Linked DNA regions of Homo sapiens: region 1 is linked to region 2. A link is a loop called in an ENCODE intact Hi-C map of the cell type or tissue named here. Cell type or tissue: heart right ventricle. All regions are shown on one strand. Links, peaks and the distances in the headings refer to the core of each region. The heading gives the core; the rest is flanking DNA.

The links. A loop is a pair of places that touch in the nucleus more often than their neighbours do. Peaks named below come from ENCODE experiments on the same cell type or tissue, not always from the same donor. Only the 100,000 strongest peaks of a DNase experiment are listed, where the experiment ranks them.
Region 1: a loop joins it to region 2, with 2.3 times the contacts of the local background. A loop is called at or near these places in 2 of 110 quality-filtered maps.

What each region holds. Positions count from the first base shown.
Region 1 is chr1:155,770,215-155,778,963 of GRCh38, reverse strand. It overlaps GON4L (gon-4 like), which reads left to right. Exons shown (of 32, transcript NM_001282860.2): 15 at 1,144-1,342; 16 at 2,483-2,569; 17 at 3,791-3,962; 18 at 5,754-5,898; 19 at 7,747-7,897. Among named protein-coding and RNA genes, the nearest start is that of GON4L, 83 kb to the left of the region's middle. In heart right ventricle, for the core only: no CTCF peak of the experiment used is centred there; no DNase peak of the experiment used is centred there.
Region 2 is chr1:155,905,699-155,914,480 of GRCh38, reverse strand. RIT1 (Ras like without CAAX 1) reads left to right here and starts at 3,132. Exons shown (of 6, transcript NM_006912.6): 1 at 3,132-3,238; 2 at 3,677-3,825; 3 at 3,975-4,031. The coding sequence starts at 3,720. KHDC4 (KH domain containing 4, pre-mRNA splicing factor) reads left to right here. Exons shown (of 14, transcript NM_014949.4): 14 at 161-1,436. The coding sequence ends at 360. In heart right ventricle, for the core only: a CTCF peak has its summit at 3,522; DNase peaks (open chromatin) are centred at 2,170, 3,080, 3,700 and 4,429; H3K4me3 peaks cover 1,976 bases; H3K27ac peaks cover 3,504 bases.

The DNA.
Region 1 (8,749 bases), core at 1-8,000, 140 kb after region 2:
CAAGGAATCCCCGATATTACAGCAGTAGATAAATAAGAAAATGTAGTATCCCACCAGGGAATACTATACAGCCATAAAAAGGTATGATATCATGTCCGTTTCAGGGACATGGATGGAGGTGAAGCCATCAGCAAGCTAACGTAAGAACAGAAAAACAACACTGCATGTTCTCACTTATAAGTAGGAGCTGAACAATGAGAACACATGGGCACAGGGTGGGGAACAACACACACTGGGGCCTGTTGGGGGAGCGGGGGAAGGGAGAGGATCAGGATAAACTGCTAATGCAGCTGCACTTAATACCAAGGTGATGGGTTGATAGGTGCAGCAAACCACCAAGGTGCACGTTTACCTGTGTAACAAACCTCCATGTCCTGCACATGTATTCTGAAACTTAAAATTAAAATTTTGAGGGCTAGGCATGGTGGCTTACGCCTGTAATCCCAGCACTTTGGGAAGCCGAGATGGGTGGATCATGAGGTCAGGAGATGGAGACCGTCCTGGCTAACACAGTGAAATCCCATCTCTACTAAAAATACAAAAAATTAGCTGGGCGTGGTGGCACGTGCCTATAGTCCCAGCTACTTGGGAGGGTGAGGCAGGAGAATTGCTTGAACCCTGGAGGCGGAGGTTGCAGTGAGCTGAGATCGTGCCACTGCACTCCAGCCTGGGCGACAGAGCGAGACTGTGTCTCAAAAAATATTTAAATTTTGAAAAAAAAATGCAAGGCAGTGCAGCCTGAGTGGATAGGGAAATGGGACAAGCTGAACCTGGGATGGGAGTAACAAGTAAATGAGAGAAGAAATGAGAATGATGAGTTCCCACCAGCTCCTTGGCTGCTTTCTTATCCAGATATTTCTCTGTTCCTAGCATTTTAATTTTTTCTTTATTTGTATATTATTTAGAAGAGGAATTTTAGAGGAATGGGATAGAGTGTAATATAGAATCATCATATTTGATGCATGCTAACTACTTTGGCAAAAGATTTGTAAAAGGCTGAGAGTTTGACTGTTGGCTAAAGTGAGATGGGGGATTAGTAGGGAATGAAAATTGTTCAGGCTCTTTGCTCATCATTGGAACGAATTGGATGTGTTGTGGACCTACGGAAACACTCAAATTCAGTCATCTCCCTGTTGGGAATAGGTTTGAGGAACCACTGGCCAACCTGTTAAATGAACAACATCGGACAGTGAAGGAGCTATTTGAACAGCTGAAGATGAAGAAATCTTCAGCCAAACAGCTGCAGGAAGTAGAGAAGGTTAAACCCCAGAGTGAGAAAGTTCATCAGACTCTGATTCTGGACCCAGCACAGAGGAAGAGACTCCAGCAGCAGATGCAGCAGGTAGGACTTTTCTTGGTCATGTTAACATTGGATTTTTTTTTTTGAGACAGAGTCTGGCTCTGTCTCCCAGCCTGGAGTGCAGTGGCCCGATATCGGCTCACTTCAACCTCTGCTTTCTGGGCTCAAGCATTTCTCCTGCCTCAGCCTCCCAAGTAGCTGGGATTACAGGCATCCACCACCACACCCAGCTAATTTTTGTATTTTTAGTAGAGACAGGGTTTCACCATATTGGCCAGGCTGGTCTCGAACTCCTGACCTTGTGATCCGCCCGCCTCGGCCTCCTAAAGTGCTGGGATTACAGGCGTGAGCCACTGCGCCCTGCTGTTAATACTGGATTATACCAAGGCCTAACTCTGAGGCCAGAAATTAACAGCTTTGTAAAAGTCAGAGATAGTTACCTTACCACCTCCTAAAACCATAGTATCTTCACATCATTAGGAGCTCGAGAAGTCATCATGTTCATGCCTTATGGCTCAAGGAAGAGAGCACACAAGGACACTAATGGTATTCAGAAATATAGATTTCAAAGAGTCCTTAGTAATCTATTCTGAAATTTAACAACCTTCACTGTGAGAAGTAGGTTTGTTTTTCCTTTTTCTAACCTCAGTCCCTCTGGATTGAGGTTAAGCTTCCTCTGGTTCTGTCATTTTGTTCAAGGGAACATGTCTGAGAGATTTATGCCAAGATCCTATGTTATTTTCATACTCCTTTCAGAAAGCAAAATATATGTGATAAAGTTGCAAACATCTTGGTTATTGTCTCTCTGGGGGCTGGGTTACGGTGGCTCACACCTGTAATCCCAGCACTTTGGGAGGCTGAGGTGGGAGGATTGCTTGAGCCAGGGAGTTCGAGAGCAACCTGAGCAACATAGTGAGACCCTGTCTCTGCAAAAAATAAAAATAAATTAGCCAGGCATGGTGCCATGCATCTGTGGTCCCAGCTACTCAGGAGGCTGAGGTGGGAGGATTGCTTGAGCACAGGAAGTTGAGAGGGCGTGGAGCCATGATTGCATCACTGCACATCAGCCTGAGTGACAGAGAGAGATCCTTTCTCCAAGAAGAAAAAAAAAAAAGATCTCTCTGGATTCCTGAAATGACAATGTGGTAACATGTCACTTCATCATTTTCTTTCCATCCCCAGCACGTTCAGCTCTTGACCCAAATCCACCTTCTTGCCACCTGCAACCCCAACCTCAATCCGGAGGCCACTACCACCAGGATATTTCTTGTAAGTTTCCAAATATCCATAACTCTAAAGACTAGAGTATGAAATTAGCTTGGCAGGTTATTTCTCAGTTATTCACTGATCATAATCTATATTTATTCTTCTCTCGGGTATTTTTGATTGTTTTGCCTGCTTTCTGTTAAGGCTTCCTGTGTTTGCTGAGAGAACGTAAGCCACTGATTCCCATGAAAGGACAAGGAGTGTATTCAATTTTCTTAATACTGTCTTTCTGATATTTTTATTGAATCCTCCTCATCTTTAGATCCAACCTAACTTCTTAGGTTTTTGGTACCACTGTTCGTTTTATAGATGTTGAGACTGGGCACGGTGGCTATGCCTGTAATCCCAGCACTTTGAGAAGCCAAAGCAGGCAGATTATATGACCCCAGTAGTTCCAGACTAGCTGGGGCAACATGCCGAAAGCCCGTCTCTACAAAATACAAAAATTAACCAGATGTGGTGGTGCGTACCTGTAGTCTCAGCTACTTGGGAGGCAGAGGTGGAAGGATAGCTTGAGCCTAGGAGGTGAGGGTTACAGTGAGCTGAGATCGCGCCACTGCACTCAAGCCTGGGCAGCAGAGTGAGACCCAGTCTCAAAATAAATAAATAAATAAAATAAAAGTAATAGTCCTAATTCTTGGCTGGGTGCGGTGACTTGTGCCTGTAATCTCAGCACTTTGGTAGGCTGAGGTGGCTGGATCACTTGAGGTCAGGAGTTCGAGAACAGCTTGACCAACATGGTGAAATCCAGTCTCTACTTAAAATACAAAAAATAGCCGGGCGTGGTAGCGGGCGCCTGTAATTAATCCCAGCTACTCGGGAGGTAGATGGAGAAGAATCGCTTGAGCCCAGGAAGTGGAGACTTCAGTGAGTCAAGATCGCACCACTACGCTCCAGCCTGGGCGACAGAGCGAAACTCCGTCTCGAAAAAAAAAAAAAAAATGAGTCCTCATTCTTCATAATCTTACTTCTAGTTCAGGAGCTAGACCATATATTCCTTAGTGTTTCTCACTAAGTCTAAAAGTAAAACAAGAATACAATCCCTGAATATCTGGGAACTCAGGCATAATCTTAACAGAGTAGTTTATTGTGAAAGACTTTATGATGATTTTTACCTGTTTTTATCCTGTAGTAGGAAGGTCAGCTTCTCATTTAGATTCTGAAGGCTACTGGTATTAATTGTCTGGAATTGTCTTAAATCTTTCTTGTGTCCTGTTTTCCCAGAAAGAGCTGGGAACCTTTGCTCAAAGCTCCATCGCCCTTCACCATCAGTACAACCCCAAGTTTCAGACCCTGTTCCAACCCTGTAACTTGATGGGAGCTATGCAGCTGATTGAAGACTTCAGCACACATGTCAGCATTGACTGCAGCCCTCATAAAACTGTCAAGAAGACTGGTAGGAGACAGATGTGTCAGCTTTAAGTTTTTACTTGCGGTGAGAGGTGGTGGGAATCTTATCCCATAGATAACTAAGGATACTTGCCTAGGAATGGAGGACACAGGACATTTGTAATTTCTTCCTTCTCTCTTTTATCCTCCCTTTGTACTCATTATCCAAGTTCTAGAATTACATGATAATCTCTGGGCCTGGGTAAAGTGTGGAGGCAGTGGACAGTATAGGAATATGGGAGGTAGAGATCTGAGGCTCAGTGCTAAGAATTGGACTACAGCAATATGAGGGGTAAGTATTAGGAGTCAGATCGAGATAAACTGGGGCCTGGTAAAGATGAAAGTCAGGTGGTAAAGTTTGGTCATGTTTAGCTTTTTACTGTCTTCATTAAGATCAACTAAGGCCAGGCGCGGTGGCTCACGCCTGTAATCCCAGTACTTTGGGAGGCCGAGGCACGGGGAACACAATGTCAGGAGATGGAGACCATCCTGGCGAACACAGTGAAACCCCGTCTCTACTAAAAATACAGAAATTAGCCAGGCATGGGGGCACGCGCCTGTAGTCCCAGCTACTCGGGAGGCTGAGGCAGGAGAATCGCTTGAACCCAGGAGGCAGAGTTTGCAGTGAGCCAAGATAGCATCATTGCACTCCAGCCTGGGCGACAGAGCGAGACTCAGTCTCAAAAAAAAAAAAAAAAAAATCAACTAACTTTATTTACCATACTGACTGCAGCATAAGTGATATCTCCATTCTGAATGAAATATTGACTTGCAAGTTAGGCATAAGTTAGAGATTATACATTTGCCATGTTCAGTATTTTAAAGAAATTTGCAAGTTTAGATTCTACCTTGCATTAGTTTAGTATTTTTTAGAAAATACTTGCTATTTACTTAAGCCAAATATTTGCTTCTGATTTGTTTCTTGATTTAGCAAATTAGTTGTGGTTTGTTCTGGATTTGGGTTTGTCTTTGGATTCTATTTTAAATCCCTGAGTCTTATCGTTAAGTTGAAAATAGTTGTATTTAAGTGTATTATATCATAGACACGGATCCCAAACTGCTTTAACAGCTATATTAAATGATATGAAATGGTAATGAAAACTTGATTTAACACCAAATTATAATAATATCTTACACATCTGTTGACCTGTTGCTTTCTTCTGGGGATATAAAAATAACACTTATGGAAGGAGAAATATGGATATAGTAGTTTTGTCTCTAGAAATGCAGAGGTGCCTGAAAGTGAGAGGCTGAGAGAGGGAGAGAGAAATGAATGAGACTGAATTGTCTCCTTCCTTTTATGGTTCTTTTGTTCCCAGCCTCAGGAGGAATCTGGGAGAACTTAAGTAAGAATCAAATAAAAGTAAAATTTGGAATACCAGATTTGTGAGGGAGATTAAAGAAGTTGGAATCTTATTCTGGAAGAAAGAAAGCATTGTTGAAGGTCTCTTATCCTTCAAGTATTTAAGGGGGGAAGGAGGTAAAACATTTTTGAGCATACGCTATTGTTAGCACCTTATTTTACTAGGTGCTTTTTAAGTGTTTGTTTTACTTAGTGAATAAAGTGTTCCACATAAGAAAGAATGAGTCAACTTTTATTGCCATTGAATGGGACTCCCTTTAGATATAATGTTAGCTTAAGAAAGACTGGAAACTTTTGGGGGGATGGTGGGCAGATGGGAGGGAATCAAGTTAGGTAAGGATAGCTCCTACCTAAATGCAAAAATGCATTCACAGGCTTTTATGAAGCCCTCTTTTGTCCTAGAAGTTGATTTATCCGAGATTTATTTTCTTATAGCGAATGAATTTCCCTGTTTGCCAAAGCAAGTGGCTTGGATTCTGGCCACAAGCAAGGTTTTCATGTATCCAGAGTTACTTCCAGTGTGTTCCCTGAAGGCAAAGAATCCCCAGGATAAGATCGTCTTCACCAAGGCTGAGGACAAGTAAGTGTTTACTCTGGGGGATCAAAACAGCAGAACATCCCAAGGAGAAGATGTAGTTCCTTTGAGGAGTTTAGGGGAAGTAAGACTTGTATAATAAGACACGGACACAAAAGACAAAAGGAAAAGCAATATAGATGAGCAGAGCCCTCTAGGACGTGCTTGTTCTAGCAGTGCCAAATACTGCTTTTTGGGAGATGTCACACACATTTTTAAAGCATTTTAGACCGGACATGGTGGCTCACACCTGTAATCCCAGCACTTTGAAAGGCCAAGGCAGGAGGTTCGCTTTTATTTTATTTTATGTTATTTATTTATTTATTTAGAGGCAGAATCTTACTGTGTCACCCAGGCAGTCACAGCTCACTGCAGCCTTGAACTCCTGACATCAAGCGATCCTTGCACCTCAGCCTCCACGGAGCAGCTGAGACCACAGGCGTGTGCCACCATACATGGCTAAATTTTTTTTTTTTTTTTTGTAGAGATGAGGGTCTCTCTGTGTTATCCAGGCATCTCTCAAACTCCTGGACTCAAGGCATCCTCCCACCTTGGCCTCCCAAAGTGCTGGGATTACAGGCATGAGCCACCACACCCACCAGATTATGAACATTTTTATGGCCCTTTGTGTGTATTGCCACACTGTTATCAGCACATATGTGTATATGTAACCACGATCATATATGTTGTTAGAGGGTAGTATTGGTGCCGGTTTAAGTTGTCTGACAGGGTACCTATTCATTTTGTATTAGTTTTATTAGAATTATTCTCCTTCCTTTCTATTCTCTTTGAACTTCCTTTGTATTGTTAGTATACAGCTCGTCATGATACAGCTCATCATGATCTCACGTTTATTAATGATTTATGCCTAGTTTCTTATGTTCCCACATAATTGTGAAGTATTTGATTTTTTTTTTTTAAACAGAGTTTCACTTTTGTCACCCAGGCTGGAGTGCAATGGTGCGATCTCGGCTCACTGCAACCTTCGCCCCCGGTTTCAAGTGATTCTCCTGACCAAGTAGCTGGCATTACAGGCACCTACCACTACACCTGGCTATTTTTTGTATTTTTAGTAGAGACGAGGTTTCACCATGTTGGCCAGGCTGGTCTCGAACTCCTGACTCAGGTGATCTGCCTGCTTCGGCATCCCAAAATGCTGGGATTACAGGCGTGAGCCATTGCGCCTGGCCTTATTCTTATTCATAATACTTAATCAGTACTCACTAAGTATCTGAAATTTTCTGTTGAGTAGTCACCAACTTGTACAAGAATTAGATTTACAAAAAGTAGATTGACCAGGCATGGTGGGCTTACAACTGTAATACCAGCACTTTGAGAGGCTGAGGCAGGAGGATCGCTTGAGGCCAGGAGTTTAAGATTAGCCCAGGCAACATAGTGAGAACTGGTCTCTACAAATAATGGAAGAAAAAAATTAGCCCGGCATGGTGGTGAACGTCTGTGGTCACAGATACTTGGGAGGATGAAGTACGGGAATCGCTTGAGCCCAGGCATTCAAGGCTGCAGTGCGCTGTAATCATGCCACCCGCTCTCCAACCCGGGCAACAGAGCAAGACCCTGTCTGAAAAAAAATGAAAAGGTAGATTGGGCCACACACCATGGCTCATGCCTGTAATCCCAGCACTTTGGGAGGCTGAGACTGGAGAATTGCTTCAGCCTAGGAAGTAGAGGTTGCAGTGAGCTGCGATGGTGCCACTGCACTCCAGCCTGGGTGACAGCGTGAGACCTTGTCTCAAGAAAAAAATGAAAGAGTAGATTGTAAAATGTGTTAGTCTGGGGAGACCCTTTAGAAGGAAGGACTGTGAAGTGAGATTTAGTGTTATTCTCCTTTCTCAGTTTGTTAGCTTTAGGACTGAAGCATTTTGAAGGAACTGAGTTTCCTAATCCTCTAATCAGCAAGTACCTTCTAACCTGCAAAACTGCCCACCAACTGACAGTGAGAATCAAGAACCTCAACATGAACAGAGCTCCTGACAACATCATTAAAGTGAGTGTTTCCTGCATGCGCCATCCGGGCACCTCACCAATATGTACCCATTCTTTTATCTTGTTATTCTCAAAGAAAAGAGGAACCTTCTTTTATCTAAAGCTAATTTCTCCCACTTTACACTAGATTAATTCCCCTATTGCCTTTTGGGCAATATTCCGCTGGCAGTATTCCACTTATTTGCTTTTTGTTGTTGTTGTTGTTAGACAGACTCTTGCTCTGTCACTCAGGCTTGAGTAGAGTGGCGCAATCTTGGCTCACTGCAGTCTTTACCTCCCAGGTTCAAGCGATTCTCCTGCCTCGGTGTCTCCTGCCTCAGCGTCCCAAGTAGCTTGGATTACAGGCATGCACCACCACACCTGGCTAATTTTTGTATTTTCAGTAGAGATGAGGTTTCACCATGTTGGCCAGGCTGGTCTTGAACCTCTGACCTCAAGTGATCCACCCGCCTTGGCCTCCCAAGGTGCTGGGATTACAGGCATGAGCCACCGCACCTGGTTTCTTCTTTTTTATTTAGATATTTATGTTGTGTTTTTAGAGACGGGTTCTTGCTCTATCATCCTGTTTGGAGTGCATTGGCTCAGTCATAGGTCACTGTAGCCTCAAACTCCTGGGTTCAAGTGATCCTTCCACTTTAGCCTTCCAAGTATCCTGGACTACAGGCGTGTTCCACCAAGGCTAGCTCATTATTTTATTTTGTGTGGAGATGCTGTGTCACTTTGTTGCCCAGACTGGTCTTGAAGTTTTGACATGTGTCAGTCCGCCTGCCTCAGCTTGGCCTCCCAAAGTGTTGGGATTACAGGCGTGAGCCACTATGCCCAGCCTTTTGTTTTGTTTTGTTTTTGTTTTTTT
Region 2 (8,782 bases), core at 1-8,000:
TGATCTTCAACGTTTTTGGGTGACCATTGACCCTGTGACCTCAAAATGGTGTCCAACTAACCACTTAAAATTAACATCTTTTTTTTAATTAACGAATTTATGGTATTTTTTTTTTTCCCTTGGCGGGGATGGGGTTGGGGTTGTTTTTTCTCTATTCTAGATTATCCAGCCAAGAAGATGAAAACTACAGAGAAGGGATTTGGCTTGGTGGCTTATGCTGCAGATTCATCTGATGAAGAGGAGGAACATGGAGGTCATAAAAATGCAAGTAGTTTTCCACAGGGCTGGAGTTTGGGATACCAATATCCTTCATCACAACCACGAGCTAAACAACAGATGCCATTCTGGATGGCTCCCTAGGAAACAGTGGAACAGAGTTTTGACCCTCAGTGACTCTTCTTAGCAATAATGCATGCATTTGATTTAACAAGACTCTGGGGCCTGTGCTGGGAACCATCTGGACCTTTGCAGAAGTTAGAGATTCAGTGCCCCCCTTTCTTAAAGGGGTTCCTTAACAACCACAAAAATCCTTATTTCTGCAGTGGCATAGAATCTGTTAAAATTTAATTAGAATCACAAATTTATCTCAGAAGCTTTTTAACAGTTGGTGAAATGTGCTTGTCCAACAAAGCATCCTAACAGGGTCGTTCCCATACACATTTGACCTGGTCAGCCTTTTCCAGGTGAATAGCCCCAGTTCTGACATAAAGAAAGTTTTATTTGTATTTTACTACTGTTTGGTCAATTTTGATATATAACTGGTTACAAACAGAGCCTTACTATTTATTAGTGGGGAAATGATTTTAAGACCGTCCTTTTCAGTATTTAATTCTGACAGATCTGCATCCCTGTTTTGTTTTGGATTATTTCTGTTTTGGAAAATGCTGTCTCATTTAAAACTGTTGGATATAGCTGGATCCTGGATAGGAAAATGAAATTATTTTTTCATTGTGTTTTTTAATTGGGGTGATCCAAAGCTGGCACCTTCAGGCACATTGGTCTCATAGCCATTACTGTTTTTATTGCCCTTCTAAGATCCTGTCTTCAGCTGGGTCAGAGAAAACTTCTTGACTAAAACTGGTCAGAACTCATCACAGAAATGAAATACAGTGGTCTCTCTCTCCCAGAACTGGTTGCAGCTAAAACAGAGAGATCTGACTGCTGGCTATAGGATTTTGGACTTAATGACTGAAATTGCAAATTGTCCTTTTTCTTGGCATTACAGATTTTGCCAAAATAACTTTTTGTATCAAATATTGATGTGTGAAAGTGAAGGAGCTAGTCTGCTGAACCAGGAATAGTTTGAGATATTGAACTGTCATTTTTGCACATTTGAATACTTTGCAGGCTGGCTTTGTATAAACTTATCCTCTGGTTTCCTATATGTTGTAAATATTTAGACCATAATTTCATTATAAATAAATCTATAAATATTCTGCTTGTGGTTTCTCTGTTTTCTTCCACAACCCATCCATACACTGAAATTCATAAACTTTTTTACTCATAGCACAATGCAACTATAACATTACCAGAAAAATACATATACAGACCCCAAGGTTTGCATATAGTTCCCAGAGTTATGTAACTGCAAAATGTACCCTTAAAGTTCAAATGAAAAGGTTAAGGATTATTATGCTGGATATTTTCCATTTTCATATTTTAGCCCTCCTTTATTTAACAGCGTATTAAAAGGACTTCATGAATGAAGCGGGTTTTAAAGGAAATATGTTATTCTTGGAAAGACATTTTATTTTTTTTTGAGATGGAGTCTCGCTCTGTCACCCAGGCTGGAGTGGAATGGTGCAATCCTGGCTCACCGCAACCTCCTGGGTTCAAGTGGTTCTCCAGCCTCAGCCTCCTGAGTAGCTGGGATTATAGGCACCTACCACCATGCCCAACTAATTTTTATATTTTTAGTAGAGACAGGGAGTCACCATTTTGGCCAGGCTGGTCTTGAACTCCTGATCCTCAAGTGATCAGCCCACTTCAGCCTCCCAAAGTCCTGGGATTACAGGCGTGAGCCAGCACTCCTGGCCAGAAAGACTTAAATTTTGAGACGGAGTTTTGCTCTGTTGCCAGGCTGGAGTGCAGTGGCACCCTCTCAGCCAGCTAACTGCAACCTCCACCTCCCAGGTTCAAGTGATTCTCCTGCCTCAGCCTCCCGAGTAGCTGGGACTTATAGGCGCATGCCACCACACCCAGCTAATTCTTTTGTATTTTTAGTAGAGACGGTTTTACATGTTGGCCAGGATGGTCTCTTATTTCTTGACCTCATGACTCACCTGCCTCGGCCTCCCAGAGTGCTGGGATTACAGGTGTGAGCCACCGCGCCCGCCCGGCCCAGAAAGACATTTAAAAAGAACAGTGGTAGGCAGAGCTGCATGAGAACAATTTTCGTGTCAGTTTCTTCTAGCACCTGTGCTACGTAAATAGAGGGGAATATGGTTATAGTGGCTGCGCTTCAGTTCTGTATTTAACTCAAGGCCTCTGTTAACTCAGAGCTCTCTTTCCTGCCAGAGTGTGGTACATTTATTTAAAACAAGTTTTTGTGTGTCTTATACGTGTTTAAAATACATACAGAACTCTGATTAGGGAGTGTTGTGAACATCTGGTTTCTGAGAATGAATTTAGGTTTCAATAGCAAAAGTCATTGTGGCCGCTCCTTTAGGAAAGTCATTTTTCTCCTATGAGTAGTCATCCCCGGTAGACTTGACTGAAATCCTGTGTTTTAGGAGGATTTGGGGGGTGCCCCTGTCCTCCCTTCCTCTCATTACATTGGGTCAAATTAGTTTTGGGTTTTTTTTTTTCCCACAAGCAGCAAACAACCCTCGGTAAGTTGTTAATTTAAGTGTCCCTGCATGTCTCTTATCACGTACTCCCTTCCCTTTTGTGTAAATAATTTACTTTCTACTCGTGATTAAATACCCTTGTCTGTGAGTGCATACACCCTAGGTTGGGTAGGTGACCAGAGGACCTTCAGCGGTGGGTCCCGGAACTGGGTTTTAGGGACCTGGGAGGGGCGGGAAGAGGGCGGGGCAGGCTGTGGGCGTCACTGAGTGGCCCCGCCCCTCCTTCCGCGACTCGGGCGCCGGTGGCGCCATCTTACTCGGTTGCGGGAGGGGTCACAGGTCAGTGCCGGAGCCTCCGCGAGTGAAGGAAGACGAAGTGCGTGACCCGACCGGCTGTGGTGTTCCAGTCCCCACTGACCAGTAGGAGCAGCAGGGCGTCGGCTTGTGAGGTAGAGGGGTGGGGAGTCTGGCGGCGGAGCAGCAGCTGGGGGTGGGGAGGGGGTTCGGAGGAGAATGGGGAGGGGGCGGAACCTCTGGGTACCGCAGACGTGAGAGAACCCCTGCGGCCTAAGGGGCCGCATCCCTTTCTTCCCAAAACTTTCTCCTTGTCCCTACTGTGCCGAGACGTAAATTTATTTGTATCTTTTTATTTTTCTCTTTGGAAAAAGTAAAACCTGTGATGTGTCATGTGACTGAACTGTCTAGGAGGGAGGGTGAAGATGGGGGGGTTTCTTAGGGCCACCCGAAAGGGTGCAGTGGTGAGCAAGAGGGACAGGCCAGAGTAAGAGGGACAGGCCAGAATATGTATGGAAAGGTAAGGCACTGGCTTGAGGGCTGTCGCCGTGGTGTCTCCATCCTGGATTAAGCATTTCCTCCTCCTTTTCTAGGTGGCTTTTCCTCGGGGCAACCGAGGAAGGCCCCAAGAGGACAATGGATTCTGGAACTCGCCCAGTTGGTAGCTGCTGTAGCAGCCCCGCTGGGCTCTCACGGGAGTACAAACTAGTGATGCTGGGTGCTGGTGGTGTAGGGAAGAGTGGTAGGTAACATTTTCCATTTGACAGGAAGCATGGATGAAAAGTACTTAAATGACCAGATGGGATACTTGCTATCTTGCAATGTTAATACTTAAAATTCTCTCTGTGGGTCACCTTTGTGAGGATTTGACTTTTATTTCTTCTTTTGAAGCCATGACCATGCAGTTCATCAGCCACCGATTCCCAGAAGATCATGATCCCACCATTGGTAAGCCAGATCATCACTTATGTTTCCAAATATACCCCATAAAAATATCTTAATGAATATCAGTAGTTTCTAACTATTTATATTTTGAGGCTTTTTTGGAGTCTAATTCAGATTTATTTAGAAACAAGGGTATCAGCAGTTGGTAAGCAACTGAATATTTCTTTTTTTTTCAGACTTTATGTCATAAGCCATCTTTAGTCTTTGTCTCTTACTGAACATTAATGGGACAACTCTCTTTGTTGTATTTTTTTATGGTTGTATACAGGCCACTTAACGAAGCCTTTTCTTGCTGTCACTTCTCTAAGGGTATGACTTGAGACTCGCTCTGTAACTGTGAGTCAGCTGGTTTGAACTTCCACAAAAGGAAGCAGAGAAACAAGTAGAGCCAGGCTGCTGAACTCTTACAACCCAGACATGCCAAGCCTGGACATCTTGCACTTGGAGCTCTTGGTTTACTTCCTTATACCTTAAGTTCATTACGTAGTAATGTCTTCTCCCATGTCTGTCTGTTGTTTTTTTTTTTTTTTTGAGATGGAGTCTCGCACTGTCTCCCAGGCTGGAGGGCAATGGTGCGATCTCCGGTCACTGTAACCTCCGCCTCCCGGGTTCAAGCAATTCTCCTGCCTCAGCCTCCTGAGTAGCTGGGATTACAGGCATCTGCCACCACACCCGGCTAATTTTTGTATTTTTAGTAGAGATGGGATTTCACTATGTTGGCCAGGCTGGTCTCAAACTCCTGACCTCAAGTAATCCATCCACCTCAGCCTCGAAAAGTACTGGGATTACAGGCGTGAGCCACTGTGCCTAGCCCTCCGATGTCTTTTATGGTCCTTAACTCTTGTTGCAGAACGCTAATAGAGTAAAAAAGTCATTTTGTTTGCTTTGACTTTTTTATTTTTTAATTGCTAATCTCTACAAAGACTAAGAACATTACTGTCATTCCTAAACCATAAGGAAGCAGGTTTGATTCTAAGGGTTTATATCCTAATATGAAAGAAAAATGGATGTGGGAATGGGAGAGGGCACAGAAAGTCAGCTGTACTGTTATTTTCTTTTTTTGTTTTTTTTTTTGGAGACGGTGTCTCACCCTGTTGCCCGGGCTGGAGTGCGGTGGCACAATCTCGGCTCACTACAAGCTCCACCTCCCAGGTTCATGCCATTCTCCTGCCTCAGCCTCCCGAGTATCTGGGACTACAGGCGCCCGCCACCAAGCCCGGCTAATTTTTTTTTGTATTTTTAGTAGAGATGGGATTTCACCGTGTTAGCCAGGATGGTCTCAATCTCCTGACCTCGTGATCTGCCCACCTCGGACTCCCAAAGTGCTGGGATTACAGGCGTGACCACTGCGCCGGGCCTTATTATTTTCAGTATGTGACACTCTTTGCCATGATCCTAGTTCTCTAGGAAGGATTTCCATTGGGTCAGGCCTCTGCTGCTCTGTTTCCCGCAAAGCCAATAATGTTTTGTGGTGGCCCAGCTTTGATATGGTCATTTCATAGAGCACATGATTCCAGGGATGGGAAAAATAGAAAAAGTCTTGACTTTTTCATGTACTATATCAAATTTAGAACACTGTTCAGAGATTCAGGCCAGGCGCGGTGGCTCATGCCTGTAATCCCAGCACTTTGAGAGGTCGAGGCGGGTGGAGCACCTGAGGTCAGGAGTTCGAGACCAGCCTGGCCAACATGGTGAAACCCCATCTCTACTAAAAATACCAAAACTAGCCGGGCGTGGTGCTGGGTGCCTGTAATCCCAGCTACTGCGGGGGCTGAGGCAGGAGAATTGCTTGAACCTGGGAGGCGGAGGTTGCAGTGAGCCGAGATAGTGCCATCACACTCCAGCCTGGGGGATAAGAGCAAGCTTTTGTCTCAAAAAAAAAAAAAAAAATTGTTCAGAGATTCAAATTATGGCGGGAGTTCTAGGAATAAAATGAATTTAGGGCTTACGCATATGTACTTGAGAACTCCAAAAGCATCTTTTCCTTTCTTTTTTTTTGAGACAGAGTCTGACTCTGTCATCCAGGCTGGAGTGCAGTGGCGCCGTCTTGGCTCACTGCAAGCTCCGCCTCCCGGGTTCACGCCATTCTCCTGCCTCAGCCTCCTGAGTAGCTGGGACTACAGGGGCCCATCACCACGCCCGGCTAATTTTTTGTACCTTTAGTAGAGACAGGGTTTCACTGTGTTAGCCAGGATGGTCTCGATCTCCTGACCTCGTGATCTGTCTGCCTTGGCCTCCCAAAGTGCTGGGATTACAGGCGTGAGCCACCGTGCCCGGCCGCGTCTTTCCCTTTCTTTAAAGTAAAACTCAAATACTCGTCTCCTGTAAGAGTTATCTGTATTTTTTTTTTTGTTTTTTTTTTTTAGATGGAGTCTCACTGTCGCCCAGGCTAGAGTGCAGTGGCATGATCTCGGCTCACTGCAGGCTCCGCCCCCCCGGGGTTCATGCCATTCTCCTGCCTCAGGCTCCAGCGTAGCTGGGACTACAGGCACCCGCCACCTCGCCTGGCTAATTTTTTGTATTTTTAGTAGAGACGGGGTTTCACCGTGTTAGCCAGGATGGTCTCGATCTCCTGACCTTGTGATCCGTCCGCCTCGGCCTCCCAAAGTGCTGGGATTACAGGCGTGAGCCACCGCATCCGGCCAAGTTATCTGTTTTAATCAATTTTCCTCCAGTTAACTACTCTCCTGGCAATATTATCTGATTCAACAGCAAATACTTATGTCTTCTGAGTTTCTATTATGTGCCAAGCACTGCTTACCCTCAGGGTACAGTGGTGATCAAAAAGATGAGGTTTCTGTTCTTGAGTTTCTAATTTAGTGCATTTGATTTCAAGCTCTGGCTGTAAACTCAGAAAAACTTTACATTGTAACTGGTAGAGATATAAAAGCATACAAGGCCGGGTGCGGAGGCTTACGCCTGTAATCCTGAGCCTGCAATCCTGTAATCGAAGCACTTTAGGAGGCCAAGGCACCTGAGGTCAGGAGTTCAAGACCAGCCTGGCCAACATGGTAAAACCCCATCTCTACTGAAAATACAAAAATTAGCTGGGCGTGTTACTGCTGCATGCCTGTAATCCCAGCTACTCAGGAAGCTGAGGTGGGAGAATTCCTTGAACCCAGAAGGCAGAGGTTGCAGTGAGCCGAGATTGCACCACTGCACTCCGCCCTGAGCGACAGAGTGAGACTTTGCCTCAAAAAAAAAAAAAAAAAGCATATGAATGTGTGCATATGTATATATAAATTATATACACAAGCGCATGTGTATGTGTAGCTAAAATATTATGAAACTTTACCTCACTACATCTGGTGCACTCTGATATTTTCTTTTCTTTTCTTTTTTTTTGAGACAGGGTCTCACTCTGTTGCCCATGCTGGAGTGCAGTGTTGTGATCTTGGCTCACTGCAGCCTGGACCTCCTGGGTTCAGGTGATCCTCCCGCCTCACCCTACCAAATACCTGGGACTGCAGGCGTAGGCCACTAAGCCCAGCTAATATTTTTGGATTTTTAGTAGAGATGAGGTCTCGCTCTATTGCCCAGGCTGGTCTCAAACTCCTGAGCGCAAGTGATCCTCCCACCTGGACCTCCCAAAGCACTGAGATTACAGGCGTGAGAGCCACTGTACCTCACCCACTCTGGTATTTTCTTTCTTTTTTTTTCTTTTTTTCTTTTTTTTTTTTTTTTTTTTTTGAGACGGAGAATTTCACTCCTGTTGCCCAGGCTAGAGTCCAGTGGCACAATCTTGGCTCACTGCAACCTCCACCTCCCAGTTCAAGCGATTCTCCTGCCTCAGCCTCCCAAGTAGCTGGGATTACAGGCGCCTGTGACCACATCCAGATAATTTTTGTATTTTTAGTAGAGATGGGGTTTCACCACATTAGCCAGGCTGGTCTTGAACTCCTGACCTCAGGTGATCCACCCGCCTCAGCCTCCCAAAGTGCTGGGATTACAGGCATGAACCACTGTGCCTGGCCTGGTATTTTCTATTTTTATTTAGGTTTCTGCTTGTTTATTTTAATGCTGGTCCCGGCCCATTAAGTAGATTTCACAACTCACTAATCCTAATGAATAATTGAGAAGCATTGATTTAATGAGCTCTTCATCTTTGAGGAAGAGACAGAAGCAGGAATTCAAGAAAAAATGTTAAAAGGAAATACATTGAGATGTAAGCAGCAGTTGTTAAGTGAATGAAATATTGCGTGGCTTTTTTTTTCTTTTTAGTTTTCTATATTTTCCAAGGTTACTATAGTAATATGCATAAAGAAATTTGCTTTCAGAAAAGAGAAATTACGAAACTGTGGATTATTTAGAAAATAGTCAGTTAGACCGGGTGCAGTGGCTCACGCCTGTAATCCCAACACTTTGGGAGGCTGAGGCAGGTGGATCATTTGAGGTCAGGCGTTCAAGACCAGCCTGGCCAACATGGTGAAACCCTGTCTATACTAAAAATACAAAAATTAGCCGGGCAATAGTGGCATGTGCCTGTAATCCCAGCTACTCAGGAGGCTGAGGCAGGAGAATCCCTTGAGCCTGGGAGGCAGAAGTTGTGGTGAGCCGAGATCATGCCACTGCACTCCAGTCTGGGTGATAGAGTGAGAGCCTGTCTCAAAAAAAAAAAAAATAGTGAATTATATATTTTTTTCCTTTTTTGTAGTATTGAGGAGGAAGTATAACACATGGTTAATAATGCTTTTCAGTTCAGCAATCTTGGATTTTAATCCTCATTCTGTCACTAATTAACTAATTTAGAGAAG